Linked DNA regions of Mus musculus: region 2 is linked to region 1. A link is a loop called in an ENCODE intact Hi-C map of the cell type or tissue named here. Cell type or tissue: heart. All regions are shown on one strand.

The links. Peaks named below come from ENCODE experiments on the same cell type or tissue, not always from the same donor. Only the 100,000 strongest peaks of a DNase experiment are listed, where the experiment ranks them.
Region 2: it touches region 1 in a loop (15-fold over the local background); 2 of 42 quality-filtered maps call a loop at or near these places.

Annotation. Positions count from the first base shown.
Region 1 is chr10:82,661,746-82,669,745 of GRCm38, forward strand. It overlaps Glt8d2 (glycosyltransferase 8 domain containing 2), which reads right to left. Exons shown (of 10, transcript NM_029102.3): 4 at 2,880-3,051; 5 at 421-538. Among named protein-coding and RNA genes, the nearest start is that of Glt8d2, 25 kb to the right of the region's middle. In heart, a CTCF peak has its summit at 4,899 (motif pointing right); a DNase peak (open chromatin) is centred at 4,896; H3K4me3 peaks cover 698 bases; H3K27ac peaks cover 515 bases.
Region 2 is chr10:82,854,844-82,862,843 of GRCm38, forward strand. It overlaps Txnrd1 (thioredoxin reductase 1), which reads left to right and starts at 4,363. Exons shown (of 15, transcript NM_001042513.1): 1 at 4,363-4,457; 2 at 5,681-5,787. Gm38560 (predicted gene, 38560) reads right to left here and starts at 4,165. Exons shown (of 4, transcript NR_156010.1): 1 at 4,114-4,165; 2 at 2,279-2,414. In heart, CTCF peaks have their summits at 4,927 and 5,686; DNase peaks (open chromatin) are centred at 4,268, 4,898 and 5,688; H3K4me3 peaks cover 3,540 bases; H3K27ac peaks cover 3,768 bases.

The DNA.
Region 1 (8,000 bases):
TGTGGCCAACACCAAGGCACATAGCTGTCGTGCTGCTGGCTTTCCTTGGCTTCCGGAAGAATCAGAGCTAACCAACGATTAAGCAAAGAAGTTACAAGAGCAGAGGTGTTTTGGATGATTTTGCTGACCTCACGACTCCGCCTACCTCCAGCTCCCAACTGTAGCCCTCCTTCACGCACACATACGTAGTCTCCATTTTTATGCCTCGATTCTTTTCAGTAGCTTCATTATGCTTATATAAACCCTAGCTTTCCTGGAGCAGGTGGCTGCTGAGTTAAAAATAAGCAGAGCTTCATGGAGATCTAGCACACTTGGGACTGAAATATCCTATGTGCACATCAGATGGCTAGAGCTCTACAGGGAATGTGGATGCAGGACTGTCCCTACTGTCCCCACTGTGTGCATGACTTGTATACTCACGGGCTGGAGCAGCTCAGGCCTCGATGAGTCTGGTCTAATCTTCCCCTTGAGGACTGTAGGATTGAACTCCACAATTTTGAAGTTTATTTCTCTCAGTTTAGAATGTTCGATCCATTTTCTAAAGAGATAACAGAAAACTTCAGGTACACGTTTCGAATCTTTCCTGAATTTAATCTGCATATCCTTCCCGGGGCTCGTCTGCTCCGGGAAAGTTACAGTTAAGTATATGTAGGCATCGTTTCCACGTTATAAAGCCTTCTGATTGCTTCGCCATCTGGCCTCACTTCCAATATCTCCTCCTCCCCACCCTCAATCTCATAACTCATTCTGCAAAGGAAATGAACAAGGTAGTAATAACTGAGTTGAGTCCTACATCCAAAAATCCACAGGAAACTAGAACAACAAGATGGGGTCCTTTCTCGGCAAGTAGCAGCTGCACTCACCAGACCAACTGCCACATGCTACTGCTGAGACACTGTGGCGGGTGTGTGTGTGTGTGTTTGTGTGCCCAGCCTCTGACAGTCTTCCGTTCCCTCCCCCTCTGTCTCTCACCCCTCCTCCTCCCCCCTTCAGCCTGTCTTTCTTCCTCCACCACCCTCTCCCCTTCAGCACTCAGTCTCACAGGGTGTCTATCTTTCATCTGATTCATTATGACATTCCTGGTAGAAATCGTCTCCAAAGTTGGCGGGCCACTCAAGCCACAGATGGCAACATTTGCAGCTGATTGCAAATTGGCAGGAAAGGGCTAGGGGTAGGTAGCTTGGTGGCAGAGCTCTTACTATTGCTTGGGGGAATGTGGTAGTTGCCACAGAAGTATGTTTGCTTGTGGCTATCTACAGAGATGGACTGTGGGTTCATACCTTCTGCTTTTATATTTTGGCTCAATGAGAACAGGTTTCAAAATATTTAAACACTGGGGGAGGAGAAACCAGCTAGAACTAAAGACACCCACTTTGTTGACTGTATTGCTATGAATTGTGTGATCTATTCTCTTTTGACTGGGTCGATTGATTAGTTGGCTGGTTGATTACTTGGCTGGTGTCTTAGTTAGGGTTTTACTGTTGTGAACAGACACCATGACCAAGGCAAGTCTTATAAAAAACATTTAACTGGGGCTGGCTTACAGGTTCAGAGGTTCAGTCCATTATCATCAAGGTGCATGGCAGCATCCAGGCAGGCATGGCACAGGCAGAGCTGAGAGTTCTACATCTCCACCCAAAGGCTGCTAGTGGAAGACTGACTTCCAGGCAACTAGGGTGAGGATCTTATGCCCACACCCACAGTAACACACGTACTCCAACCAGGTCACACCTATTCCAACAAGGCCACACCTACAAATGAGGCCACTCCCTGGTCCAAGAATATACAAACCATGACAGCTGGTTAGTTAGTTGGCTGGTTAGTTAGTTGGCCAGTTAGTTGGTTGGTTATTTGACTAGTTTGTTTATTTGGGATAAGGTCTCACCACGAAGCCTAGTCTGCTCTCTAATTTGCAACCTTTCTTCCCCAGCTTGTTCAGGAGTACAGGTGCTGGCTCTTGGTGGTGCTATTTTTACAGAGCTGTGGATGGAATCCTGGGCCTTAGTGTCCATTCATATTTTATATTCATTTTCCTACGAGGCTTACGTTTTTTTAAAATGTTTGCAACAGTTCTTCATTATAAGCCATTCTTCTTACTAATCTATTTTAGAGCTAATTCCATTCGCTGTTCTTCATTATCCAGAAGTTCTTGTGTTACACTGGCAAGTCCATCAGCTTTTTTTTTCCCCTCCTAATTCCTGGGCTCAGGGAGGTACTGTCCAGACCAAGATCACACAGCTATCCTGTATTTCTAAAACACATTTAAATTTTGATTTTTCAGTTGTTTTCCTTTTACTCTAACTCCTATTCATTTTTTAGTATGACATGTTATAGAAAAAACCAGCTCCAAATTATAATATGATCTACAGATTTTAATTACTGTAAGTTTGTAGTTCAAATATCACAGGTCACGCTTGGTTCAATGGGAGAGCATGTGCTTAATCTCTGTGGAAGCGTGGATTAAGTCTCTAGCACCTCTCCCCAAAATACAGTTAGTGAGGATGCTTAAGAAATAATAACAATCCATTAAGAAAATAGAGGGGGTGCTAGAAAGATGGCTCAGTGGTTAAGAGCACTGACTGCTCTTCCAGGGGTTCTGAGTTCAATTCCCAGCAAACACATAGTGGTTCATATCAATCTATAATAGGATCTAATGCTCTCTCATCTGGTGTGTTAGAAAGCAGCTACAGTGTATTCATAAAATAATTTTTAAAAGAAAGAAAATAGAGGAAGAAGAGGAGGAGGAGGAACAAGAACAAAAAGAAGAGGAGGAAGGAAGAAGAGAAAAGGAAGAGGAGGAAGAGGAAGAGGGATGGCTATCTAAAGAAAAAAAGATTAGAAGAAAATAGAACCTTCAAAAAACATATTATAGAAACTACCGTATTCGAGGCAGAGTGCTCCGTAGCCCCACTACGTAGAACACAAGGTTAGCATCGGTGTTGCTGTAAATGCTGTTGATGGCTGCCATGGCTGCACCCATTCTCCCTGCTGCTGCACAGATCACCACTGGAATCTCTTCTTCCATGTCCTCGGGGGACTCGGAATCAACGTCTGGAATGATTGAAATCGATGACTCAGAGCACAAGGAACTTCCCGGGAGAGCAGTTTCTAACTCCTAGTCCACAGTGCAGGGGAAGACTGTTGCCCTCACATGCAGTCTCTCCTCCTTCCTTATGCCAACCACTAAAACTTCTTTCCCCAAGATTCCCTTGCTGCAAAATGTGATCAAGTTGGACAAATGGGATGTTCTTCTAAGTTATTCGTGCACCTACAGAATCTGCAGGTCAGACTAATGCTAAATGCCTGCCTCCTTCCGCTGGAATGCTGACGAGATACTAAGAGGCAGAGAGCCTTCTTAGAGTGATGATACCAAGAACATCAGAACCGTAGTGTGCGCGTGATATTGATCTGAAGGGCTGTGGGATCCTCGGATCAGGTTCTTATGGGAAGACAGGGTGAACGTCTGCGTCCCTATTATTTCAGGACTCTTGTTCAGAAGCCAGTCCACAGCATCACACACATACAGGGCAAACACACAAGAAAGGGCAGAGCCTCACAGGCCCAGCAGCTCTTAACTCCCCAAGTCAGAACTTGTCTGCTGTACTGCTATGGTTTTTCTGTTGCTCTCCATTCCTTAGTCAAGTTGCCCAAATGTTAACAGCAAGAGAAGGAACTAACGAAAGGGCGTGACCAGTGCTTACATCAAATAACTGACCATCCTTTAGCATCAGAACAGACAAAACCACTGTCACTACCAAGTGATATTTCAGCACCAGAATGCAACCTACATTGTGAAGAATAGTAACCAGGCTATGGATACCTGATTTTTATTATGTTTGACCTCTTTTTGCAGACAGTTTTATAATACTTCTCTCACTTAAGTCCAAGGTAGCTATAGCTGATATGTTTATGTTCAATAAACACTTACTGAAACACATTACTAGGTATATTTTGTAAATGGCCTCTCTATTTCTTTTTGGGTTTTTTTTTCTATCTACTTCTGTTTCTCCTACTAGAAATTGTTTTTCATGATCTAGTTCCTTACTTGAGAGAATCTCATAATATACTTTGAAGGGGAATAATATAAAATTCTTAGCTGGGTGTGCTGGGTACATGTGGAGGCAGAAGTAAGTAGACCTCTGGAGTTTGAGGCCAGCTTGGGCTGAATAAATGAGTTCCAGGCCAGCCAGGGCTGCATAGTGAGGCCCTGCAGAATACATACATACATACATACATACAAACATACATACATGCTTTCTGGTATTTGAGTCCAATATGACACATACATAGCCACAAGTTTATCTGTGTCTATTTGTGAAAATATAAAGGCTAGAGAGATGGCTCAGCGGTTAGGAACACTGACTGCTCTCCCAGAGGTTCTGAGTTCAGTTCCCAGCAACCACATGGTGGCTCACTACCATCTGTAATGGAGTCTGATGCCCTCTTCTGGTATGTCCGAAGACAGAGACAGTGTACTCATATAAATAAACCTTTAAAAAAGAAGAAGAAAGAAAAAAAGAAAGAAAGAAAGGAAGGAAGGAAAGTATAAGTGATTTTAATTTTGTTTGCGTTTCTTTTTTTTTTTTTCAAATTCACTAAGTGACCACGAATTATTTTTTTATAAAGAAAATAGTGTTTTGGGCACAGCATCTCATGCAGCCCAGGCCAGCCTTGAGTTTCTGATCGTCTTGCTCCCACTTTTCAAGTTGTGAGTTCACTGCACGCCCTTTTAAAAAGCAAAACAAAACCCAACTTGTTTACGGATTGTTCCTCTAGAGGCAAGCTGTCACCATGCGGCCACGTGAGTTGATCTAACTGACATACAGGCTTGGCTGTGCGGATCACCCACAGTGAGTGGTGGTATTCAGCAATACCAAACTCCTCGTGATTTCCTCAACACCAGGTGGCGCACGCTCTCTTATCTGCCTTTACACATGCTGCTCCTGCTGTCTGGAATCACTCTCTGCTCTTCGTGGTTAACTCTCACGTATCCATCCATCCCAGCTGCGTACTGACATCCACCGCGCAGGAAGTTTGCGACAACTTCCCAACACGTACAGGGTTCTGGGTGCCTGCTGTGGCTGGGTTCGTTAGCTACACTGTTCATTTGTCCATTCCTATTGGGGAGCACCACGAGGGCAAAGGCGGCAGAGTACTTGTCTCTATCCACTGCTTCTGTCCTAAGGACTGGCACCAGAATAGATGCCTTCGTCAGTTATCCCTGTTTCTGCAACTGCAGAGCCTATTTTTGTGCCTGGTTTTCCATCAGACTGTGAGCTTGTTGAGTCACTCCGCTGAGCCTGGCTCCCTGGAAGTACGTGGTGAAAATCTCCTGTGAAGAGCTGAGCTGCGGCATGGAGTGGCCCTAGAGTCCAGAGCCCTCCTGGATGTTTGTAGAGACAGGGAGATAAGAGAGTGGAAAGGCATGGGTAAAGCTTGGAACAGAAATCTGTCAGTCTCTGACTCCTGAGTGCTAGGATTAAAAGTTCGCACCTCTATGTCTGGCTAAATGAATGATATTTAAATAATAAAAACAAATAAAGATTTTTGTGGGAAACTTCCAGCCAAAACAGAAAAGGATCTAGGAAAGCTTAACTATTTTTGCTTAACTATTTTGTGTGTGTGAACATGAGAGTTTATGTATTCCTACATGCATGCACAGGCCAGAGCGGAGTGTCCAGTGTTTTCCTCTACATCTCTCCAAGTTACTGTTTTGGGGCAGGGTCTCTCACTGAACTGAAGGCTTGCCATTTTGGCGAGACTTGTTGGGCAGAGAGCTCTTGAGCGCCACCTGTCTCTGCCCCTTCAACACTTGGGTTACAGGTACCCATAGCCACATTTGGCTTTTTGTACGGCTGCTGGGGAGGCGAACTTGGGTTCTCGTGCTTGCAGAGTGTGGTGTCTTGAACGAGAATGGCCCCATAGGCTTGTATATTTGAGTGTTTGGTTTCCAGTTGGCAAGCTGTTTAGGAAGGATTAGATGGTGTAGCCTTACTGGAGGAGGCGTGTCGCTGGGGCTAGGTTTTGAGGATTGGAACGCCCATGCGCACCACAGCTCCACCAGGCACAGTCTCTCTCTGCCTCCATTAGGAGACTAAAATGTAAGCACTCGGCTCCAGCTCCAGTACCAAGCTGCCTGCCGTGTGAGCCCACCATGATGATCATGAACTAAGCCTCTGAAACGGTAAACAAACCCTCAGTTGAATGATTCTTCTCCAAAGGTACTCTGCTTATGATGTCTCCTTACAGCAATAGAACGGTAACTAAGACACGGAGCGAGCACTCTTACCCACTGAGCCTTCTCTCTAGCCCCCAGGTATACAGGATTTTAAAACCAAAATTCAATCGTACTTTTCAGTAACTTGTTTCTCCATTTAGCATATATAGGAATCTCTCCTTGTCAACTCTGTATTTTTTTTTAAAGAATTATTTATTTTATGTATATAAATACATTGTAGCTGCATTCAGACATAACAGAAGAGGGCATCTGATATCACTTTACAGATGGTTGTGAGCCACCATGTGGTTGCTGGGAACTGAACTCAGGACTTCTGGAAGAGCAGTCAGTGCTCTTAACCACTGAGCCATCTCTCCAGCCCCAGACACTTTTTTAAAAAAAAGATTCATTTACTTTATGTATGTGAGCACACTGTTCCTCTCTTCAGACACACCAGAAGAGGGCATCAGATCCCATTATAGATGGTTGTGAGCCACCATGTGGTTGCTGGGAGTTTAACTCAGGACCTCTGGAAGAGCAGTGAGTGCTCTTAACCACTGAGCCATCTCTCCAGCTCCCTCCAGACACACATGTTTTAAATTATTTTAAATGATGTATGTATAATTTAATGTGTAACCAGATAAAACACTGCCTTTGTAAGAACAGAGACAATTTTACTCACTAGTGTTTCTAGGTCCTAGGTATTGGCTTTAATGATTTACTTATTTTTATTTTATGTGCAATGGTGTTTTGCCCACATGTATGTCTATGTGAGGATGTTGGATCCCCTGGAACTGAATTTACAGACAATTGTGAGCTGCCTTCTGGTTGCTGGGAATTGAGCCGAGGTCCTCTGGAAAAGCAGCCAGTGTTCTTAACCACTGAGCCGCCTCTCTAGCCAGGCATTTGGCTTTAAAAACAGAAATGTGAACCAGACTTTTGTGGCACAAACTTATAAGCCTAATTAGTGCTTGAGAGATGGAGGCAGAAGGATCAAGAGTTCAGGGCCATGATCAGAGAAATAGCAAGTCCAAGGCCAGCCTGGAATGTGTAAAATATTCTTTCAAAAAATTAAATTTAATTTAAAAATTAAGGAAAATATTATTAATTTTAATTATTTTATTATTAGTTTTAAAAAGTTAAAGAAAAGCTGTGACGAAAACATCCAACACACTAAAATATTAACTACTTTGCTGGTGGCAGAACATCTATAGGTAATATTTTTCTATAGTTTCCATAATTAGAAGGTATCTCTTGGACTAATATGAAAATTAATTTAAAAGGTAAACAACATGCTAACAGTTTTTCATTTTTGTAGGGTTGATTTTCGTGTGTAAATTGGGTTAGTAAGGGTACTCTCTCACTGAATTCACACAGGATGAGGCCATAGGGTCAGCTAAAGGTCGTGTGTGTGTGTGTGTGTGTGTGTGTCTGCCTGAGTGTCTGCTTGTGTGTGTATCTGTGTCTGCATGTCTACATGTGTGTCTGTCTGTCTGTCTGTGTGAGTGTGTGCACACAGGGATGCAGGTGCCGGGAGATGCCAGGAAGCCATCAGCTCCCTTGCAGAGGGAGCTATAGGTGGTCTGCTGATGTAAGCTTATTGGAAGTGTGAGAACGCTGTGAGCCGCTTGCTGTGAGCTTGCCCTAGGTGCTGGGAACCAGTCTGTCTTCTGCAAGAGCAACCACTCTCTTCACCACTGAGCCTTTCCCCAGCCCTCTGAAGAGGAGTTTTTATGTTGAGCTGTTGGGAGCCATTTTTGTTCTAATAGACTGGATCAGTAAG
Region 2 (8,000 bases), 190 kb after region 1:
TCCTTTTTCTCTCTGTAATTTGGTGTTCAGGGCTGTCTCTGGGCCACCTTCTTCTCCCTAAATACACTAACTCCCTGGGTGACCTCATGTGGTACCAGAGTGTGAGAATTAACTTTGTGTGTCAACTTGACACAGCTATGGTCACCCACTCATTTAGTTAAACACTAGATGTTGCTGGGGAAGGTATCTTAGAAGTGTAATTAACATTGAAATCAGTAGACCCAGAGTGAAGATTCCCTCTCAGTAACTCGAGCATGCGCCAGAGGCCCACTGGAGAGAAAGCACCCCCCTGCAGAGTGCCACTTGAATCTCCAGCCCACAGGACCTTCTGAACCACTGAGCCAGTTCTTTGAGTTCGAGACAGGGTCTCCTGTAGTCTTGGCTGACCTCAAACTCCCAGCCTGAGGATAACCTTGAACTCGTGATCTTGGCCTCACTTCTCAAGCATTGCTACAAGCAAGAGCCCTAACTGTTAACTGATGCCCTTTTAATCTCATGGCTCCTTTACACTCACACCCCACTGCTGGGTTTGCTTTTTTATCCTATTGTTTGTTTATTTTTGAGACTCTTGGCTGCCTTCAGACTCACTTTGTGAACCAGTCTAGCCTCAAACTCATAGAGATCTATCTGTTTACAGCCCCTGAGTGCTGGGACCGAAGGCCTGTGCCACCACGCCCAGCTGTTGCATATAGTGTATGGACACTCTGTCCTTTATATTGGACTCCCCTAATTTCTCTCTGATTTTTACTTTTAGCTCTGACCTCCAGATCTATATATCCAGTTGCCTATTGAAAATCTCCATTTAGAAAGAAAGTTGAAAATAGAGCTCTCAAGTTAGACTCTGGATTGTTTCCTTCTCTGACTGTCCCTGTTCCAAAGAGTGCCACCACTGACTTACCCAGTTGCCACGGCCTGGATCTGGATGGTAGGTTCTTATGTTCCTCTGGCATCTCTCATTCCGACCGGACCGTCTGACATCCTGTGCTTACCCTCAGCTGTAGCTGCTGCCTCATTAGTCTGAGCCTTTATGGCTTCTGCCTTCAGACTTCCTCCTGGCCCTTGCGTCCTTTGTCCTTTCTACCATTTCTCCCTGACTCTCTGGCTGCCTGGCTGGGTGAGTGCAGCAAGCTCACATCTTGGTGCTTCTTTGTGTCTTGTGCCCTCTGGCCCTCTCGTGCTGCCTTTTCCCTTTAGCCTCCTCCCCCACAGGTACATCCTTAGATAGTCCCTACCTCCCTGCTCCCTTTTCTTGTTCTTGAGTACAGGGAGCTCTCCCAGCACCCATCCCACTGCCATTGCTCTGTGAAAGGATGCAGTGAACAGCTCCTCTGAAATGAGAGGCACACAATGTGTCTGCATGACAGAAATAATGATCAGGTACAGATCAAGAAATGGATGGTGACCAAGGGCTGTCTTTGCAGGCGAAGGTGTTGTATGGAGAAAGCAAGAGCTGTGAGAACCTTGCTTTTCTTCTACTGGGAGCCATAGTAAAGACTTCAGTGGTTTGCTGACCACGGGGGTGGGGGTGTTTGTGGGGGTGGGGGTGTTGAATGCTGGGGAGTCCCGTCTGGCCGATTCTGGTTTCTTAAGTCAGAAACTAGGTCATGAGCAGAGGGAGGGCAAGATGCGGTAGTGATGTTAGAAATTCGAGAAAAGAAGGAAAAAATAAAAGAGGCATCGTGGCAGCTGGGGAAATATGACAGGAAGAAAGAATTGCTGGGCAGGGCCAGCAATTGTGTTTCTCCAACAATGGTTTGCTGCCTAAGTAGGGTGCAGACTATGTGGACAGCTAGCACTAACAATAGTGGGTTTTAGCCAGGGGGTGGGGGCAGGGAGCAGCAGCACACATCTTTATTAGTCCCAGCACTTGGGAGGCAAGAGACAAGGGGATCTCTGAGTTTGAGGCTAGCCTGGTTTACAGAGCAAGTTCCAGGACAGCCAGGGCTACACAGAGAAACCCTGTTTTTTTTTTTTTTTTTTTTTGTTTGTTTGATTTATTTATTTATTTATTTATTTATTTGGGCGTCAGATCTCGTTACGGATGGTTGTGAGCCACCATGTGGTTGCTGGGATTTGAACTCCAGACCTTCGGAAGAGCAGTCGGGTGCTCTTACCCACTGAGCCATCTCACCAGCCCGAGAAACCCTGTTTTGACAAAACAAAACAAACAAACCTCTCCAAACAAGGGTGGGTCTTACCTTGTCTGGACCATTGAGAAACGTAGCCTTGATCTCAAGGGGCCCTAGAGAGATGAAGGTGTGAGCAGTGATTATTGTACCTGAGTGCGCTCTCTCTAGGTGGGGTGTTTTATACTGCTGTTGATGCAGTAGGGCCCCCGATCATCTATCTCAGCTGAGATGACAGTTCAGAAACAGAAGGATTTCGCATTGTTTTCTGGGCTATGATACCGCATTCTGGAGAGACAAGAAATCAAACACGGGGTTGCTTTACAAACGTTTGGATAGATTTAGAAGATGTGCAGTTATTTATTAGTAGGTACTTGGGGACCACAGAGAGCAAGGGACAGTTAATCCTCCGTGGGAACCCCACCCAGAGGAGGTGACTTTTCAAATGAATATTGACAGACTAGACATTGGTTTTCAAGGAAGAAAGATAAGAACGTGCACAGTCAAAGCCGTTTAAGGTGTTTGAGTAGACAATGAGCAGTCCTTGAGCTATGGGGAAAGGTAAGGAGGAACTGCTTTTAAACTGGACCAGGGTAGAGCTCTCTGCATCTCCTCACAACAGGGAAGCTGTTTTAGCCACTTGTGCTATAGTCTGCTTATCTTAAGAGCAGTGGGGAGTTGCAGTGGCATATGTAGTCTTTTCTAATAAGCTGTTAGAAAAAAAAATCTCAACTGGGGCTGGAGAGGTGGCTCAGTGGTTAAGAGCACTGACTGCTCTCCCAGAGGTCCTGAGTTCAATTCCCAGTAACCACATGTTGGCTCACAACCATCTGTAATGTCTGAAGACAGTGACAGTGTACTCAAATACATAAAATAAATAAATCTTTAAAAAAAGAAAAAGTAACATCTCAACTGTGATCCCTCTCTGACCAGTCCATGTAAGACACTTTCAGGGTCAAGCTATTAGAATCCTATAATCACAGCATTAGTACATTATTGTAACTTAGTGATAGAAGAGCCTCTCTCTACCCTGTCGTACTCTTGAAACAAGTTGCACTGTCTGTATTTTTAAGAAGGGGGTGTTCATGACCTTCCTTTACAGACTGTCCCAATGTGCAGTGCCTGAAATACGGCAAACAGAGCTTGGCTGGGGAGCCAGGGGTAATCAGATTTGCCATCCCTTGGTCCTTAACTACGTTTGCCCTGAACACTTTGGAGCTAGACACTTTGTAGCCAGTCCTGACACTTGCGTATCAGGGGCTGCTCCGGTTCAAGCACTGCTTGTACACACACAAGAAATGAGCAGCGGGCAGTGTGGGCTAAGTATCTGGTCAGCCTGGCAGCCTGTGTGTCCGTTTATGCAAGTTTCTTACTGTCACCTTGGAAGAGCCTAGAAGGAAAGTGGGGAGGCCAGTTCTCAGAAGGCGTGGCTTCAGGCTGGCAACCTTCTCACCTAGTTTTTTTTTTTTTTTTTTTTCCATAGTGGGTCAGACAATTCATTCATTCATTCACCAAGCATTCTTAGTAGCCTAGAGGCAGGAGGCATGAAAGGACAAGGCCTTCTTTGGTCGATGCTGGTGGTGGTGTGCCAAGTGTTTTCCTTAAGGTGAACCCCCAAGCCCGATTGGGACGAGGAGGAAGTATTGTAAGGGGAACTAGTCATTTCTTCTCAGGGTAACTCAGGATGAAGTAGGCATAGCTTTAAAAAACCAGGGAACTTCCTTAAGAGAATCACCAGACTTGACTAATCCATTACCTTAGGTCACTGCCGCCTTTGCAGTCAATTAGATTAACTTTTGGATTTTTTTTTTTTTTTTTTTTAAGAAAACAACTATTTGGCAGGGTCACAGCCAGTGCCAGGGGCATCAGATCGTCTGTATGGGTGCCGGGCGTCAATATTTTTAAAATTCCTCATGTGACTAACGCAAGCTTGTGTAGATAGCAGCGCCTTAGGGCTGAGCCCGGGTTACTCACTCCACACTCTTACTCGATTCTGGTTCCCAACATTCTTTGAATAGCAGCCGCGGCCTTTGGGTCGGGGGGCGGTTCCGAGCAGCGAGGATGTTGTACGGTCCAATTAGGAGCTCTCACTTTGCGGGGACAACCGGGACAGGTTGCCGGGGCTGCGCGGGGACTGGATTTTTGCTTTGTCATTCTGACACGGGCAGTTCGCCCGCCTACTAAGAGCAGGGCGTGGCTTCCCGGAGCCACTAGGAACCCGCAGCTCTTTATCCTCAGTTTGCTTCCGTCAGGCCTCGCGTCCACGCGGGAGGTGCGGGACGCCGACACCGCGGGGCGAGAAGAGCTGGTGGTTTCACCTTCCTTGTTCATGTAAGCTCTGTGTCAGCGTGGAGCTGACCGCTGGGGACCTGGGATGCCCGGGACGGTCGCTGGCGGGCCTGGGAGCATCGCTCCGGGGTGGTGCTTTGGAAATGTCCGGGAGGGGATCGTTTAATGTGCGACTGAGCAGGCTGGGAACAAGCTAGGGTAAGCAGAAGACAGCCCGGGTCACAAGCTTCAGGATATGAGGACTTGGGTCTGGCCCTTGTCTGCTGATGCCTGGCAACCAGAGAAAGTGGGTATTCTTTGTAGAGCAGTGATCTTGAGGTATATATAACACTGTGACGAGTAAGTATATAAATCCGTGATAACATTAAGGAGTTTCATGCCTTTACAAATGTTTCCACTTCCTAAGCCCCATGAAATTCCTTGGAATTGGCAATCGCATGTTTCCTAGTGGCTTGCCCTTCTTGACCCAGGCAGTTAAACAGGGCAGCTGGGACTACAGCACAGCCTTTCCCTAACTGAAGGAGGCGGTGCAGACTAGTACAGAGCAGAGACAATCCTGCCTGGATTGAGTCTCGCCTCCAATGTTGACCGGCAGCTCGAACTTGCCCAAGTTGGTTGACAATATGTAGCTCGGTTTCCTTTACCTATGAAATGGACATGGTAATTTGGTAATACATCTAAAAGTACATTGTGAAGACTAAATGTTTATATATATATAATGCTATAGCACTTTGTAAATATATCTCACTGTTGGTACTAGTACTGAATAACTATGCTTTTAAGTGCTGGTGTCAGTATATATGACATACTGACACTACACACACACACACACACACACACACACACACACACACACACATATTCATTCATTTAGCTGTGGGCTACATTTTCAATAGTTCCAGACTTTTCCGAGTTCATTACTTTGTGAAATAGGACCATCCTCCTCTGATGTCATCCAGAGCGGATGGATAGCGTCTTTGTGGACCTTCGTTTTGCCCGCGGTTTCAGATTCCAGGAAGCCCTGGGTGTTGCATTCACCCGGCGCAGCGATCAAAAACCAGACCACGCAGTGTTAATGTTAGGTGGCTACGAGGCTGGTGTTTTTAGCCGCCATGCAGAGCTTTTCTGAGTTCTGGGGGTCCTGGAGTCTTGCTGGCCCGGCTGCTTAAGGGTCGGAGTCCACTGGCGAGAGTGACCCAGGGCGCGTGGCGTCCCGGAAGCCCCGCCCGGAGGAAGGCTCACTGCCGCTCTGCTTTGTGCCACAGAGGGCGGCGGGGCCTTGCAGCGGCGCGGGCGAGCGGAAAGGCCGCGGGAGGCGGCGAGCCAGCGGAAGGTGCGACCGGCGGAGGGCGGCCATGGTCCAGCCCTGAAGGTAGGAGCTGCGCAGGTTCCCCGATCTCCGGCGCTGGGACACTGCAGGCTGGCGACCCACGTGCTCAGATCTCTGAACCGGGAGGAGCCAAGCCAAGCCATTTCTTCTTTTGTTCCCTTTGCTCGGGTTTTCCCTCTTACATTCTTTAGCGTCAGGGTGAATAGTATGGGGAAGTCTTGAGAAAAAAACGCGTCAGGAAATACTTACCCCTTCCTCATCAGGCCGCCCTATCACCTTCCTCTTAATTCTCAGAGGCATGGGGTACCAAGAAACACAGGCTCTGGGAAACAACCACGAGTCCCATGGGTTGAATTTGTTTCCCGTCAGGCATTTCTTTCTCTAGCTCAGAGTTGAGTGGATATAAAAGAACCTAGATCTACCCTTCTGTGGCAAGTATGCTGGTCATCATTTTCTGGTCCGTCGGTGGAGGGGTGACAGCCTGCAGAATTGCAAAAATGTATGATGAGACACCAGGCAGTGTGTTGAAGTCGGAGGACATTGTGGAGTCGGTTCTTAACGTCCCTATGTGGATCCTGGGGATCAAACCCCAGTCGCCACACTTGTTTGCAAGCACCTTCCCTCAGTGAGCCATCTCGCCAGCCCCTCTGTGATTTTTCAGAAGTAAAAGATACAGGAACATTTGCTTTCTTAGTAAACCTGAGGCCTGCTAGGTGTAAAAACACTTAGATGTATGTGTCACTAAGAAGAACATTAACAATTACTTTGTATTTTTATTTAGTCTTCTACCAGAAACATCTTTGAAGAGTGAATATAGGGACTGGAAGTAGATTTCAAAGGTGAATAGCAAATGGGTGGGAACTAATTAAGGGAGCTAAAAGGCTTTTCCTTTAGTTAAAGCACTTGCTCCCCTTAGGCCTTCAGTTTTCAAGTTAAATAACAAAGACCTGGCCGAGGTCTTGGGGGTGGGGATTCTGCCTGTGTTGTAAATGTATATTGAGAAGTTTCTCCATAACCTTAACCCCCCCCCCCATGATTTTTAACACCAGTGGGGTGGGAGTAAAAAAAAAGCCTTTATAAGCTTTGGGATGAACTTTGTTGTCCTGTTTCTCTGACTTTAGTTTCGGGGCCATGAGTGGCGTTTGTAACCTGTACTTCCTATTTGCTACATATGTAGAGCTTAAGTAAACCAGCTGTTCTGTGTCCTACTTTCTCCTGGTTTTCATGAGTGCTAAGAAAAAACTGTGGAAAGAGACAGAACAGGTGAGGCGACTGATTGGCTTGAGTCTCTTGAGCCACTTGCTAGCCACAGTGAGTCCATTATAGGAGATGAGGGAGGGAGATCTTTGGAAGGACTCAGTGGGCACAGCTGACTTTTTTTTTTTTAAAGATTTATTTATTTATTTTATATATGAGTACACTGTAGCTGTACAGATGGTTGTGAGTCTTCATGTGGTTGTTGGGAATTGAATTTTAGGACCTCTACTTCCTCCTGTCAATCCCCCTTGCTCTGGTCAGCCCCTACTCGGCCTCGCTTGCTCCGGCCCAAAAATTTATTTATTATTATACATAAGTACACTGTAGCTGACTTCAGACACACCAGAAGAGGGCGTCAGATCTCATTATGGGTGGTTGTGAGCCAACATGTGATTGCTGGGATTTGAACTCAGGACCTTCGGAAGATCAGTCAGTACTCTTACCCGCTGAGCCACCTCGCCAGCACCCACAGCTAACTTCTTAAGGGGGGGAGTTTGAATAAATGTTTCCTCTCCCTCTTTTTTCTCTCACTTTTTTTGGTGCAAGTGCCAGGATTGAACAGGGCTGTAAACATTCTAGGTAAGTGTTCTAACACAGAGGTATATCAGCCTTCAGTGGGTAATGCTGGGAGTGGAACCCAGGTCCTCAAACATATTTGTAGGTAGTCCTTTTTTTTTTTCTTGTTCTTCCTCTTCCTCCTACTCCTCCTCTTTTTTGGAAGCAGTCTCCCTATGTAGACCCTATGTGGCTTTGAATTTGCTATGGAGCCTAAGCTGGCCGAGGAACTACCAATTATCTCTTGCCTCTGCCTTTTTGAGTGTTAGCATTACAGGGGGTGCCACCAGGCCTGGCGGCATTTTATTTTATCTTTAAGTCAAGATTACAAGGACCAGAATTTATAGGCTTCCAGAGGTTTTAAAATTTTTTTGTTGCATTTATCTGTGTGTGTGTGTGTGTGTGTGCGTGCATGTGCTTGTGTGTGCACTTGCTGTGTGTGT